Linked DNA regions of Homo sapiens: region 2 is linked to region 1. The links are chromatin contacts, found by Hi-C or POLR2A ChIA-PET in ENCODE. All regions are on one chromosome and are shown on one strand. Each heading gives the region's core, a stretch centred on a gene start or an enhancer-like site at or near the end of the contact. The rest is flanking DNA. Distances are from core to core; before and after follow the strand shown. Region 1 holds the start of MYO18B-AS1 (MYO18B antisense RNA 1). Region 2 overlaps MYO18B (myosin XVIIIB).

The links. A loop is a pair of places that touch in the nucleus more often than their neighbours do. ChIA-PET counts read pairs that join two places held with the same protein, here RNA polymerase II (POLR2A).
Region 2: a map of dorsolateral prefrontal cortex shows a loop between it and region 1 (2.1-fold over the local background). The contact joins the enhancer-like site here to the promoter of MYO18B-AS1 in region 1. A Hi-C loop is called at or near these places in 4 of 168 maps with a recorded cell type or tissue (CD4-positive, alpha-beta T cell, aorta, dorsolateral prefrontal cortex and 1 more). POLR2A ChIA-PET finds 5 or more read pairs at or near these places in 2 of 52 experiments (H1 and WTC11).

What each region holds. Positions count from the first base shown.
Region 1 is chr22:25,895,596-25,902,218 of GRCh38, reverse strand. It overlaps MYO18B-AS1 (MYO18B antisense RNA 1), which reads left to right and starts at 2,283. Exons shown (of 3, transcript XR_938086.3): 1 at 2,283-2,503. MYO18B (myosin XVIIIB) reads right to left here. Exons shown (of 44, transcript NM_032608.7): 29 at 3,758-3,912.
Region 2 is chr22:25,939,436-25,946,303 of GRCh38, reverse strand. MYO18B (myosin XVIIIB) reads right to left here. Exons shown (of 44, transcript NM_032608.7): 35 at 54-167. Among named protein-coding and RNA genes, the nearest start is that of MYO18B-AS1, 43 kb to the right of the region's middle. RefSeq lists enhancers at 2,546-3,082, 3,083-3,620. Within about 2 kb of position 3,188, at least 6 of the 41 ENCODE cell types and tissues checked have a DNase peak (open chromatin) inside an H3K27ac peak, as active enhancers do; they include dorsolateral prefrontal cortex, where a contact is called at or near this core.

The DNA.
Region 1 (6,623 bases), core at 1,034-3,533:
ATCTAATAAAAATATATGGACAGGAATAAAAATAGAATAAAACTATATACAGATATAGAATAAAGGATATATTTTAAAGGTGGCCAGGCATGGTGGCTCACGCCTGTAATCCCAACACTTTGAGAGGCCGAGGAAGGAGGATCACTTGGGGCCAGGAGTTAAAGACCAGCCTGGTCAACAAAGTGAGACCCCATCTCTATTTTTAAAATTTTTAAACTTTAAAAATTTAAAATTTAAAATTACCTGGGCATCGTGGCATGCACTTGTAATCCCAGCTACTCTGGAGGCTGAGGTGGGAGGATCCCTTGAGCCCAGGAGGCCAAGGCTGCAGTGAGCCATGATTGTGCCACTGCACTCCAGTCTGGGTGACAGAGCAAGACCTTGTCTCAAAAAAAAAAAAAAAAAAAAAAAACCAACCCAAAAACCTGATCTATCTGGTCTGCCAGCATATGTCAAGGCCCCTTAAATCTACCAGGCCCCATTTGACTTCCAATATTTCCTGACCAATGAACAAACGAATGGATGTAAGTAGAATGAGGATATTCTACATTTCATATTTTAACATATTGTCTGGCTTATACTCTCATATGCCATACTAAAGCATGCTGATTATCAATAAAATGATGGACATTTATACATTCTTGTCCTCATTTGTTTCTCAAGCAGAAAACACAAAGACTAGTCAGTCCTACTGAAAGTCATCCAGGGAATTAATGCCTTGTTAGGGGCCCTCCTGCCCTTCTGTGATGACCACTGGGTGAGAAGCCCCTCCTGGATGTTATGTCACTCTGTTCAGTTGTCTCAGCCTCCTGGCAGTATCACAGGTGAGGAAACCGATAGAGAAGGCTTTGCCAAGCCTCAGTAAGGTGTGACTTTCAGTCACTTCCCCTTGGCCCAAACAGGAAGTCCCATTGTTCCAGAGATCTTGATATGGCAGAAGTGGGCATGGGGTTTGGCCTTTGGTGGCAAGAAAGTCTCGCTTATTATAAGACTATCCAGTGTTCCTTAATACTAGACTATCATTCAAAGTCTCAGACTTCTGAGAGACCCAATCATAATGGAGCCCTCCTGTTGGAACAGCTCAGGAGCTTTCTGATTGGCTGTTGGTGACATCATTCAAGGGGCACTATTTGCTGCCTCTGAATGGAAGCATTGTGATGAGGGTGATGATCCAGCAGTCCCAGTGTGTCAGGTCCTGGGCTGGGATCCATGTCGTCCTTACAACAGTTCAGCAAGAAACATGTTATTCGATCCATTCACTGAGGAGGAAACTGAAATCACTCGGAGAGGAGGAGTGATTCAGCCCCAAATTCCAAAGTGGTAGAAATGGACTTGGGCTTCCCTAATGTCTTAGCTAGTCCCCCATCTACCTGTCCATTCCTGGGACAGGTGAGGTAAGACAGTAGGGACCAGACAGTAACTGATGGTGCAGAGGAGTCCTTGACTTAACAGGCCACTTGATGCCAAAGAATAGCTACTACAAACACCAGCTCCTAGCAAACAGCCCACACTGACCAGCCAATTGCCTGAGGCCAGATAGGTTTGCACACAACCTTCAATCTGTTAAGAAAGGGCCTTGGGTCCAGCCACCCTTGAGTGTGGGAATCAGTGAGTCTAGCACAGGGCTTACCCGGAATTTCATCAGCCCTCAGAACCAAGCTTTGTGACCCATAGGGTAATCATGCCACAAACAATCCAACCAAAATGAAACCATCCCAGGCCACTCTGAACTTAGAAGCCAAAGCGGGAAACAGAGAACTCTACCAATGTGGAGGCATCACTCTATCCTGGGCCCAGCAAACTCAGGAGGCAGCTGCATCTACATTTCGATTAAGCATCGAGAGATGCAAGGAAGTATTACTGACTTCTAAATTTTCCCTTCACCATAGTCATTCTGCCTGAACTTCCACAGTTAGACTGAGACATAAAATGCTAATCTACCTGGAAAGGTAATGCCTGCTATCTGCAATTGGCATCAAAACATAAATTAGCTTCTGCCTAGAGATGGTAACAGAGCAGAGGGCATCACAAGAAAGCTAAGTTTTGAGAGGAGGGCATGCAAATATGAAGAAATAGGAACTTTGCTTGGGGGGTATCCTGGGGAGATTCATAAGTGCCTGGAATGAGGGATTCTGTCCAAAGGGAAAAGGAAAGACCAGACAGATGGAATTTTCTGGCTGCACAAACTCCAGAGGCTGGCCCCTTACTCATCAGAGAGTTGAAACCCTCAGTTAGGCCTCTCAGAACAGGAGTAGAACCCATAGTTGGGGGCCAAGAGGGTCACAGCTGGGAGAAACTTGGGGAATGATGGAGTCCCAACCTCTTGTTTCACAGACAGGGGTATATGTCAGAGCCATTCTTCCAGATCAGATGACCTGTTAAACTGAGACTTCTGCACCATCTGAACCATCAGTCACTCTCTGGCCCAGAGAGGTGGTGTTATTTGCCAAGGACACACAGCAGGTGGCCAAGATGGAGCCAAGCCATTTTCCCCACTGCAGGGGTAAGGTTCAGCCAGAGCACCCACAGGGAGGTGGAAAGGGGAACAGAGTGAGATATCAATAAACAAAAAATAAATCTTTCTTATTTTGGGGATGCAGAGCACGCTAACAATCCCCCAAAGACCTTTGTCAGATGAAGAAGCCAGCTCAGGAAAGCTGTAGGATAAATAAGATAAATAATATTTAATGCAGATCAAGTTCAAAATCTATGCCACCTCCATGGAAATATAATTCTCCTTCCTACTTCTTGGAAAGGAGGCAGTTTCCACAAATTCACATCTTGGCTCACACAGGAACATTTTTCTGTATTTTATCATGGGCCTTCTAAAAGAGGCTGCTTCCCACCTATTTGCCTAGTATGACATCTCCATTAGGACTTGGCTGGCTCAAAACAGGACCCCTGTATACCTTTCCCCTCACCGAGTGAGCTGGAGAACTTTAGACACAGCCAAGGCGTCCAAGCATCACAGGTTCTGAGGTTTTGCATGAAGAAGCCTATGAGTGTGCGAATCTGGGTACAAATCCAGGCTCCACCATCGCCTCACTGTAACAGCAACCCAAAGGGAATGCAAATATGGGAACCACACCGTGCAGATTCAAGATTAGCATCTTGCTGGTGCACAAGGCCCAGTCTCTGCCAGAATGGCTCACGTGATCTGAGAGTCCAAGTCCTAAATGAGAAGGCCATATTTTGGCCTCCTCCTTATTCTCTAGCCCAATTTTCACCAACAGGAAGAGGAACCAGGATCAGTCCACTTAGATGTACTGACTGCATCATTTAGTCCTCAGCACAAGGGGGCGATCTTATCACCAACCTACGGATAAGGAATCTGGCTGGGAAGGACTGAATGACCTGCTCAAGGTCACACATCTAGAAAGAGGCACCTTTAGGACTTGAATGAGATGACTTTTATATCAATGCCTGGGCTCCTAATCGCCATGCTGTCTTGACCGTCTGCAACAAACCCTTCACTCGACAAATGGGGATGTTAAGGCCCAGAAAGGCAAAGAAAGTTCCCCAAGGTCACAAGATCAATTGGCCACATAGTTGAGGCTGGCTAAGAGAAAAGAATAATTTCTTGCTGGATTCTTGGGAGAACCATACAGGAATAAGGTGTGACGGGACAGGGAGGAAGATTAGAGCAAAACAAGGGAGTTGAAGTGAGGGAGTTAGGAGAACCTGGATACCCCAGAAAACGCCAGCTCCAATGTAGCCCACCCTGGCAGCCCAGGTGATGGTGAGAGATGCAACTCACTTCTTCTGCTTCTTCTCCAGCTCATGGTTTCGACTTTGTTGGTTCTCTAGCAGGACGCAGGTATCCTCAAGGTCACAGGTAAGATGGTGGCACTTCCTCTTCAGTTGGTGAGCCATCTTCTTGGCCCCGTCATAAGCACTTTGCAACTCCCCAAGCTGTAAGAGTAATAGAATGAATTACCCGGCTCTGTGGGCATGGAACGAGCTTTTTACTTTGTATTTCAAGGAGTTGCTATTTCCAAGGTGTGTAATGAGAAAACAGCAGATGCTGGAATGGGGAGACCCTGTCTTGACTACCTTCCTCCAGGGTCACCTCCAGGAAGCTACTTTTCTGAGCCTCAGTTTGCTCAGAGGTAAAGTGGGGATAATTCCATCAATCTCTTAAGGTTGATTTTACTTTTGCTCAATAAACCTCCAGCCAATGCACCCACAGACTTTACCTACCCTGCCTCAACTTGATGACCCCTGAGCCACCGGATAACTCATATCCCCACCAGCCGACATGATCAGAAGGGATATGTGAGGATTAGCCACAGAGCAGCCAAAATGACATACCTAGAAAATCTGACCCGGAATCCCAAGTGACAAGCCTTAAAGGTTAAAGCAGCAAATGGCACTTTGCATGGACTGAATTAATACCAGAATGCACACGGCCTTAAACAAACAAAAGTCAAGACTCTTGCATCTTCCTCCAGGAAACACTCTCCCAAATGTCCTAGTTTAGATCTGGGAAAGAGCACGCAACTCAGCACACTGGCTTTGAAGAAATGGCCTCATTAAAAAATTGCTTTAAATAAGCAAAACTCTGAGTTAATGAAGCCTGTAATTCTAAATTCAGTATTTGAAGGCAAATGGGATGTTCTCTTATATTCTGCTGCTCAGAAAAGGTTGCTGTTTTATTACTTTTTAATGTAGCATAAATATCCCCCTTCATCAGGGAAACTGACTCAACTTTATAATTTGTTATTAAAGAACTGGGCTGCTTTCCTGCAGTTGTCCATCTGTGTTTATCTATGGTTCAAGATGTCTCTTGAGGACCACGATGCAATGTTCACCTTGAAAGCGACCACTAAAATCATCACCATCAGCATAGAGGATATCAAGAGTCACTTCCATTGTTTATAAAATCCCATGTGATCTCACCCAGGCCCACCTCTGCAAGGCAATCACATGATACTTTTTGCTCACGTTGAGAATAGAATAGATACACAAATATAACCTCCACCCTATGGCTCCGATATCGAATGGGAGAGACTATGAAGTGAGTAGGTAATTACAATACAACATGATGAGGCCTATGTTTTGGAAGACAACTCAGGGACTCCCAACCCAATCTGCGTCAGCAAAGACTTTCTGGAGAGAGTGACATTTAAGCTAAGATCTTAAGAATAGTTGGAGATATCTAGGCAGGAGAGAAAAAGAAAGATTGCTCGGGGAAGAAGAAATAGCACATGCAAAGTCCCAGAGGTGAGAAAGAATCAGGCATTTTTGGAAGGAGAAGAAAAAAAACTGAGTGTGGCTGGAATCAGTGGTGTGCCAGAGTCAGCTGGTACCGACTTGAAAGAGATGCACAGAGCTAATTCTGTGCATCCCTTTCAAATTCCATGTTAGTGACATCACAATGGTAGTTTGAAATTGGCCATGGTGGGAGTATTTACACCAGGGAAATTGGCAAGTGCTACAAATCAGGGCTTTTTGTTTTTTTCCAGGGAGCCATTTACTAGCACACCATTTGTTAGAGTGTGAACTGGTTAGAATGTAGACGAGGGATAGTTGGAGGCCACAGAAGACAAGCAGAGAGACCAAACTATCTGTACATTCATCTAGAAAGGCTAGATAAAAATATATTATATATAGATAAGATTGCATTAGATTTGTAATGTTACCTTCAAGAAAGAAGGAAATTTCAGGATATCAGAAATGCAGAGGACACAAAGCCCTAACAGTAATGGTACATACTAATATTATGGCGGCCAGGATGAGGGGGAAGAGCAGTTGATAGATCCAGAAGTGTCCTTTAGGATAGAGGTTTGTGTTTCAATGCCCAGACAGAGACAGGAGACAAGGCTCTGGGCTCATGGAAGGTGAAGAGTTGGAATGAAGACCGTTGCATTGACAAACCCCTCAAAGAACTGCATGCACCTCAGTGAGAAGAGAAAATAAAAGCTCCACCTGCTGGCCTGGAAGGTGGTAAGAAAGCTTGCTTTCACCCTGGATCTAGGTGGGGCAAGAAGTACTCTCGTAAGAATTTTAAACCCCAGGTCTAAGCCTCATGTGGGTTTAGAGATCCAATTGACAATTTTTACATGCCGCAAAACATCTGAGACCAAGAATTTAGCATTATCTCAAGGACTGCTGCCAAAGAAAGTGAAAAAGGGTTTCTTCTAGCAGAACACACCCACGACCCTGTTATCAAAGGGCTCCCATCAAAGTCAACAGAATGTTAAAAAAATTAAATCTCCTGCTGAAGGTGAACTCACAATAAAAAATAGCTAAATACACACACAAAAATTCACTGGGAGCGGAAAAAAAAAAAAACATTCCACAATGCAGAACACCTGTGACTACTGGGGGAGGAGCACAGAAACCTGTTGAAGATGAGCTCAAAAACGAAATTTACAAAACACACAAGGAAAAAAATCCAACATGAGAGTCAGCATACTTTATGATCACAGAACAATCTGAAAGAGACCCTGAAACATTCCTTGGCTGCAGTGTGGCAGGTGGTTGAGAGGAGAGGCCAGAGGCAAGGAGCACAGCTAGGAGGCTATTGCTTTGGTCTGGATGAGAGATGAAGGTAGCAGATTAGAACAGAGGCAACAGGGAAATGTGAAGGTTTTGAGACCGCTGATAATTATGTAATAGAT
Region 2 (6,868 bases), core at 1,939-4,438, 43 kb before region 1:
CCCAGAGGCCTATGCTGGCCCAGGTCCCTGCAGCTGCAGGAAGGGACAGGTACCAGGCTCTTGTTCCGCGTCATGTTCTCCAGCTCGCTGTGCATGCTCTCCAGGTCCGCTGTGAGCACCTTCTGCGTCTTCAAGGCCTCCTCACACTTGGCTTCACTCTGCTCCAGCTGGACCAGGCAAGAGGTGGAGAAGAGAAGAAAAGAAAATGAGAAGGGAAGAGGGGAAGGGAGGTGGGGAGGGGAGGGAAGGTGGGAGGGGAGGGGAGGTGGGAGGGGAGGGGAGGTGGGAGGGGAGGGGAGGGGAGGTGGGAGGGGAGGGGGGAAGAGAGCGGAGGGGAAGGGAGAGGGGAGGGGAGGCGAGGCGAGGCAAGGCAAGGGGAGGTGAGGGGAGGGTAGGGGAGGCGAGGGGAGGGGAGGGGAGGCGAGGGGAGGGGAGGGGAGGGGAGGCGAGGGGAGGGGAGGGGAGGGGAGGGGAGGCGAGGGGAGGGGAGGGGAGGGGAGGCGAGGGGAGGGGAGGGGAGGGGAGGCGAGGGGAGGGGAGGCGAGGGGAGGGGAGGGGAGGCGAGGGGAGGCGAGGGGAGGGGAGGGGAGGCGAGGGGAGAGGGGAGGCGAGGGGAGAGGAGAGGCCTCCTCATGAGGCTGCCTCCTTCAATGTCCTTCCCCTCTAGCTCAGCCCAGCCCCTCCCAGGCATGGGATTAATATACAGGCGGCCCTCATGTCTTCACAACTATTCATCAACTCACACCTGGGAGAAAGCAAATAAATTTGCATTTGAAGCTGCCAGGTTCTGAGCCCACTCAAAATGTCACCCCTGGTGCATCACCAGGAGTTATTCTTCAGTTCCATTCAGCAAATCCTTGCTGAAGCCCATTCAGTGCCAGGCACTGGACATGCAGGGAACAATCAAGCTGGCCCCTGCCCTCTCAGTGGGAGACAGGCAAGAACAGCTAATGACAACCTCTTTGTGCAGTAGAGGAAAGAGGGTGACACTGGCACAGTGGAAACACAGGATGGGAATTGAGGGAGGCTTCCTGTAGGAGGTGGTTTGACGGCCCATGGGAACCAGCCAAGTGGAAGTTTCTTAACCAGGGTTCAGGGTTAAAAGTGGGTCCACAGACCCCCTTTAAAAGGGTATGCAAAATATTCTGCATGTGAGCATTTAGCATTTTGCTGGGTTCATAGCTTTCACTAGATCCTCGAAGGCTAAGAGACACCGACTTAAATAAAGCTCTTTCTCACACTTTTCTTTCTCTCTTTTCCTCCCAGCTGCACACAGTAGGCCTCCTATCCTAGCAAAGTGGAGTCATCAAGATTCATCCAATTACTTATGTACGTGGCCCCAGGTGACAGACACGCCCCACTGGAGAAACCCATATTCATGCACATACCCTAAATCCATTCTGCAGTTGGCAGCTGCCTCTTCTGAACTCTAACTCAGCTTTTTTTTTTTTTTTTTTGAGATGGAGTCTTGCTCTGTCGCCCACGATGGAGTGCAGTGCCACGATCTCAGCTCACTGCGACCTCCACCTCCCGGGTTCCAGCGATTCTCCTGCCTCAGCCTCTGGAGTAGCTGGGACTACAGGCGCCTGCCACCATGCACGGCTAATTTTTGTTTTTTAGTAGAGACGGGGTTTCATCATATTGGCCAGGCTGGTCTTGAACTCCTGACCTTGTGATCTGCCCGCCTCGGCCTCCCACAGTGCTAGGATTACAGGCGTGAGCCACCATGCCCAGCCTAACTCAGCTCATTTATAATGTTCAGCTCACAGCAGGATGCCTGCACATTCAGAGTGCTGAACATTTAGCAGGTCTACAGTAAGTCCCGTTGGCCCTCTTATCCCCCTTTTCTGTATCTCGGAACAGAAAACACTCTTAGAAATCACCTAAGGTAAACATTCGGGGCTCAGAGAGGGATGGGTCACAACTCACAAAACCCCCTTTTCCAGCCCCTGAGAAAAATGTATTCCTGCAGTTGGGCCCAGCAAAAGAGGGCTGGGGGCCCATTTCAGTCGGCAAATGGGAGGGATTGAGACACACTGAGAAAATTGATGTAGAGCAAAGGAAGGTAATTGGCCTTGTTAGAGCATAATGGACAGAAGAAGTGAGATGTCAGGCCTGGTCTTATTTTCCAGCAGGTAACTCAAGTGCCTCTGCCATGGCTAGGAGGTGGGTGATAGGGCTGCCCTGAAGGCAGGCAGGGCAAAACCAGCCCCTCTTTTGAGAAGTCAGAGGACTCATGAAGGAGAAGCACTTAAGCTAAGACCTAAAAGATGCAAAGGAAGGGCTGGTTGCGGTGGCTCACACCTGTAATCCCAGCACTGTGGGAGGTTGAGACGGGCAGATCACCTGAGGTCAGGAGTTCAAGACCAGCCTGACCAACATGGTGAAACCCCATCTCTATTAAAAATACAAAAAAATTAGCCGGGTATGGTGGTACATACCTGTAATCCCAGCTACTTGGGAGGCTGAGGCAGGAAAATTGCTTGAACCCGGGAGGCAGAGGTTGCAGTGAGCCGAGATCGCACCATTGCACTCCAGCCTGGGTAACAAGACCGAAACTCCGTCTCAGAAAAAAAAAAAAAAAAAAAAAAAGGAAAGAAAGAAACAAGATGCAAAGTAGATGGCCATGTGCAGAGCGCACTGGGCAGCAGCAATAGCAAGTGCAAAGGCCCTGAGGCAGAGACAGGAACTAACGGTGGTGCTGAGGAACAGAAACCTCACTAGTGCGGCAGGGCAGCTGCACAGAGAAGGAGAGGAGGAGGAGATGCTGAAGATGTGGACGCGGGTCACATCTCTGAGGCTTGTGAGCTGGGCTACAAAGCTTAGATTTTATTTCAGTCTGCCAGGAAGCCATGGATGGTTTCTAAGGAGGTAGGTGGCCTAATCTCCCTCTGGCTGCTGTGGGGAGGGTGGGACCAGATTGCAAATAGGGCAGCCAGTGAGGGGATCGCCATGGTCCTGCAGGAAGGAGGCGGTGGAGGTGCTCCAGCCGGGGTGGAAGGGGTGGAAGTGGAAAGAAATGGAAGAATCGGCACAGCAGGGCATGCAAACAACAAAAGGTCTGGGCGGCAGGAGCAGATGGGCCATCAAGGGAGATGATGTCAGATAACTAATGGTGGAAGAGGAGGCCTCACGCAGGGCCCCTCTGCCAGGCCAAGGAGCTGGGCTGGGAGCCAGGAGGCAAGAGAGAGTCATTGTAAATAAAGCAACAGGGCAAAGCAGAACACGATGACACAGTTCCCATCTGCCCAGCCCCTACTTCAGCAGAGGGTTTCAGCAGCATGATCCCGCCAGTCCTCGGAGCCCCTGGAGAAAGGAGACTCTATTTTTATCCCCATTTTATAGATGGCATAATGGTGCATGATCCAGAAATGCTCTTTCCTTTCCCTTCTTTCCTTGGAGCAAGCAGAGAGAGGGACGACTTATCCCCAGAGAGAGATGAACACAGACAGCAGTCAATGGAGACAGCTGCTGGCCTTCTTAGCTCATACTGGGCTGGAGATAGGATTATCTTGGCCCTGATGGTTTTGGCATTAGCAGTCCCACCTGCTACTGTTGCTTGGGGACCATGTTCAAGGCACTGTGCTTTCTCTGCCTTGCTTCATGACAGCCCCACAGCACCTCTAGGAGAAAGGTGCCACCATTAGGACCTTTTGATAAAGGCGGACTCTGAGACACACAGAGGGGAAGTGACTTGTTCACCATCACAGAGCTGGTCTGTGGAGAGCCTGCTTGCTCCAACGCCAGAGCCCAAGCTCTTAACTACTGAGCTTCACTGCCCCTCATAGAAAGCCACTCACTGGGAGGTCTGACCACACAGACGGAATGGATCAAAATAAAGAGAGAGCTCTGTTGCAGAGAAAACAGCTCAGTGGTTTCGTGCTATAACGGAAACCTCTTAGGCAGCATCAGGAGAGCCTGGACTAAGTTGGGAGTCTGTAAAATGACAGAACTCGGAGTTTGAGCAAATGTGGTGGAAATATGCATCATTCCTGGAACCTGCCAGGGATGAACACATTCATTCCGAAGGACAGAGGAAGGAAACCAACGTTACCAACACTAAGTGCCAGATTTCACTGTGTGTGTGGTTCAGAGCTTGGGCACTGGAGCCAGACCTGAGGCAGTCTGCTTCTGCCAGCAGCACCGTCTTGCTATGCCTCAGTTTTCCTCCTCTATAAAATAGGGATGGTTCCATCACAGGATGTCTGCAGGATACATGGATGAAAACATGCAAAGTGCTTACACAGTGTCTGGCAGTGAGAAAACATTACAAAATGGTAACAATTGTCGTTGTGAGCTCCTTTCATCCCTGGGAAGTGGGAATTTTTAACTCCATTTTAGAGAGAAAGAAAATGAAGCGGAAGCCAAAAGAATGGGCCAAGTTTACACAGTCAGGATAAGCAGGGCCTCAGCACTGACCATCTTGAGGAATTTTAGCCTTCCTGTTCCACTGGGATGGGTAGAGGGAGGTCAGTGTCCCAGAGGCACACAAGTCAAGCAGGTCTAGATTTTAAGAGGATCTGGATAGACCAGACCAGGCATTTCCCAGCCCAAGACCTCCACGGGGCAGGCCCCAGGCCGCTGCTGACAAGCTGTCTTCATGCTGAGCTTTAAAAGTTTCAATTTATTGCACTTTAGGGAGCAGAAAGAAATATGGGGCCACCTCTGGCTGATTTTTTATTATGGATGACCCAGCATAAGAAGAATTCACTGCACATTATTTCCATACGGAGGCTGTTTGACTGATGTTTTTATGAAGTCGGTGGCAAGTCATGTTAAGGACAGAGATCAGATCCTTCAGTGGCGCAACACTGGCCAGACTCGCCTTTGAAAATGCCTTCCCCTGAGGAGCTCCAGGAAGAGCCATCAGAGAGCAGTGGGTAGTAAAGGTGGTTGGGTTGACAGGCGACAGGGAAGAATTATTGATGTTCACTCTCCAACCCTTGTGGCCAGTGTGACAATGAGGACCTGAGGTGACAGCTGACACTTCCCACCTTTCGACTCTGAGTAATCATCACGTCCCCATGGACAAGGCCTCTCAGGGGTGGAGAGGTTTAGGGTGAGATGAAGGTCCTGCAATTTCCATCTGTCTCCCGACCTAGTGTGGGCTGGATCCCAATAGACCCTCAACAACACATCTGATTTGATTTTAGTTTAAGTTCATTAGATTTTTGTTTCTCTTCCAATTTTTACTTTTTGTAAAATCAATAGAACAATGGCATGAGTATGTGGGTACAAAGCACCAAAACACTTTCAATAGCTAGAAAAAGCACCTTCCTCCGTGCGTACTAAGTCATTCTATTGTTCTCTAATTAAATCAGCCCGGCTTCCCCAGATCTGCTCGAATTCTGCAAGGCAGGCATCTACGGAGGGCTTCATTGCCTACTATTCCCTTGGGATAGGACCCTTCTTCTACTAAATAGTAAAATGTTCATTCCAAGTCCTCCCCATACTGTAGTTACAGAGGGAAACATGCTTCAGATCTTATGCATAAATTAAGTGCTGCTAAGCTTTGGCCTGGGGATATTTGGTGGGGCCCTGACTCTTCTGTGATTGTGGGTCCTGGAAGCCTGGAGTTCACAGGGGTAAGATGAGATGAGCTCCATCTAGGGTCAAAGAATGGGAGGGAAGGAGAGGTTGCATTCTCTCTATGTTCTCTACCACCGGGGGGATGTTTAACATCACACAGTATCATGTGGTGGTTAGGAGCAGACCCAAAGGTCAGGCAGAATTGGGATTTCAGTCCCAGTACCTCCATCTATGAGCCTGTGACCTTGGGCAGGTTACTGAACTTTGATTTTTCCCATGCGTATTAGTCTGTTCTCACACTACTAATAAAGACATACCTGAGACTGGATAATTTATAAAGGAAAGAGGTATACTGGACTCACAGTTCCACATGACTGGGGAGGCCTCAAAATCACGGCAGAAGGCAAAGGAGAAGCAAAGGCATGTCTTACATGGGTGCAATCAAGAGGGCATGTGCAGGGAAACTCCCCTTTATAAAACCAGATCTCGTGAGACTTATTCACTATCACAAGACCAGCATGGGAAAGACTTGCTCCCCAAGATTCAAACACCTCCCAGCAGTTCCCTCTCATGACACGTGGGAATTATGGGAGCTACTTTTGATTCAAGATGAGATTTGTGTGGGAACATAGCCAAACCATATCATCATCCAAAAAATGGGGGACAAAATGATTTGCGTTCATTGAGTAGGACTGCTGAGTACAGCTGTATCAGTTGTGCACTGTACAAGCCTAGGAGATGCCATGCACAAAGGTTATGAGCATGAGCTGTTACTCTGTGCCAGACACTGCTCTGAACACTTTTCATGTATTAATTCATCTAACTTTCAGAATAGCACTCCGAGGTAGGGTCAACAACCATTCCTGTTGTTATAGTTGAGGAAACTGAGGAATAGAGAGGTTGAGTGACTTACTGATGGTCATTCAAGTACTAAATGGCAGAGCTGGGATATGAACCCAGGTAGTCTGGTCATGAAGTTCCCACTCTGAGCCATTACCTTGCTCTCCCTTGGAAACAATAGTGCCCACTACAGACGCTCTGTACAAAAAATGTGGTATGGTACATGCCCAGCATCCACTTCCCATTCTTTTGAGAGAAGGACCCCATCTTCCCTGTGATAAATATCCATCTCCAAACATCCATGTGCTTTGATGGTGCAGATCCTGCTCCCCAAGCTCAAAGAGGGGCACATGACCCAGCCTACCCAATCAGAGCATCGCCTCCTGTTGGCCACAGTGGTTGGTTCTGTAATAACGACATGGTTGACACCAAGATTTTTGCTGAGACTATGAAAATAAAGTTCACTCTTTCTGAAGCAGGATAAAAGCTTGGAAAGTCT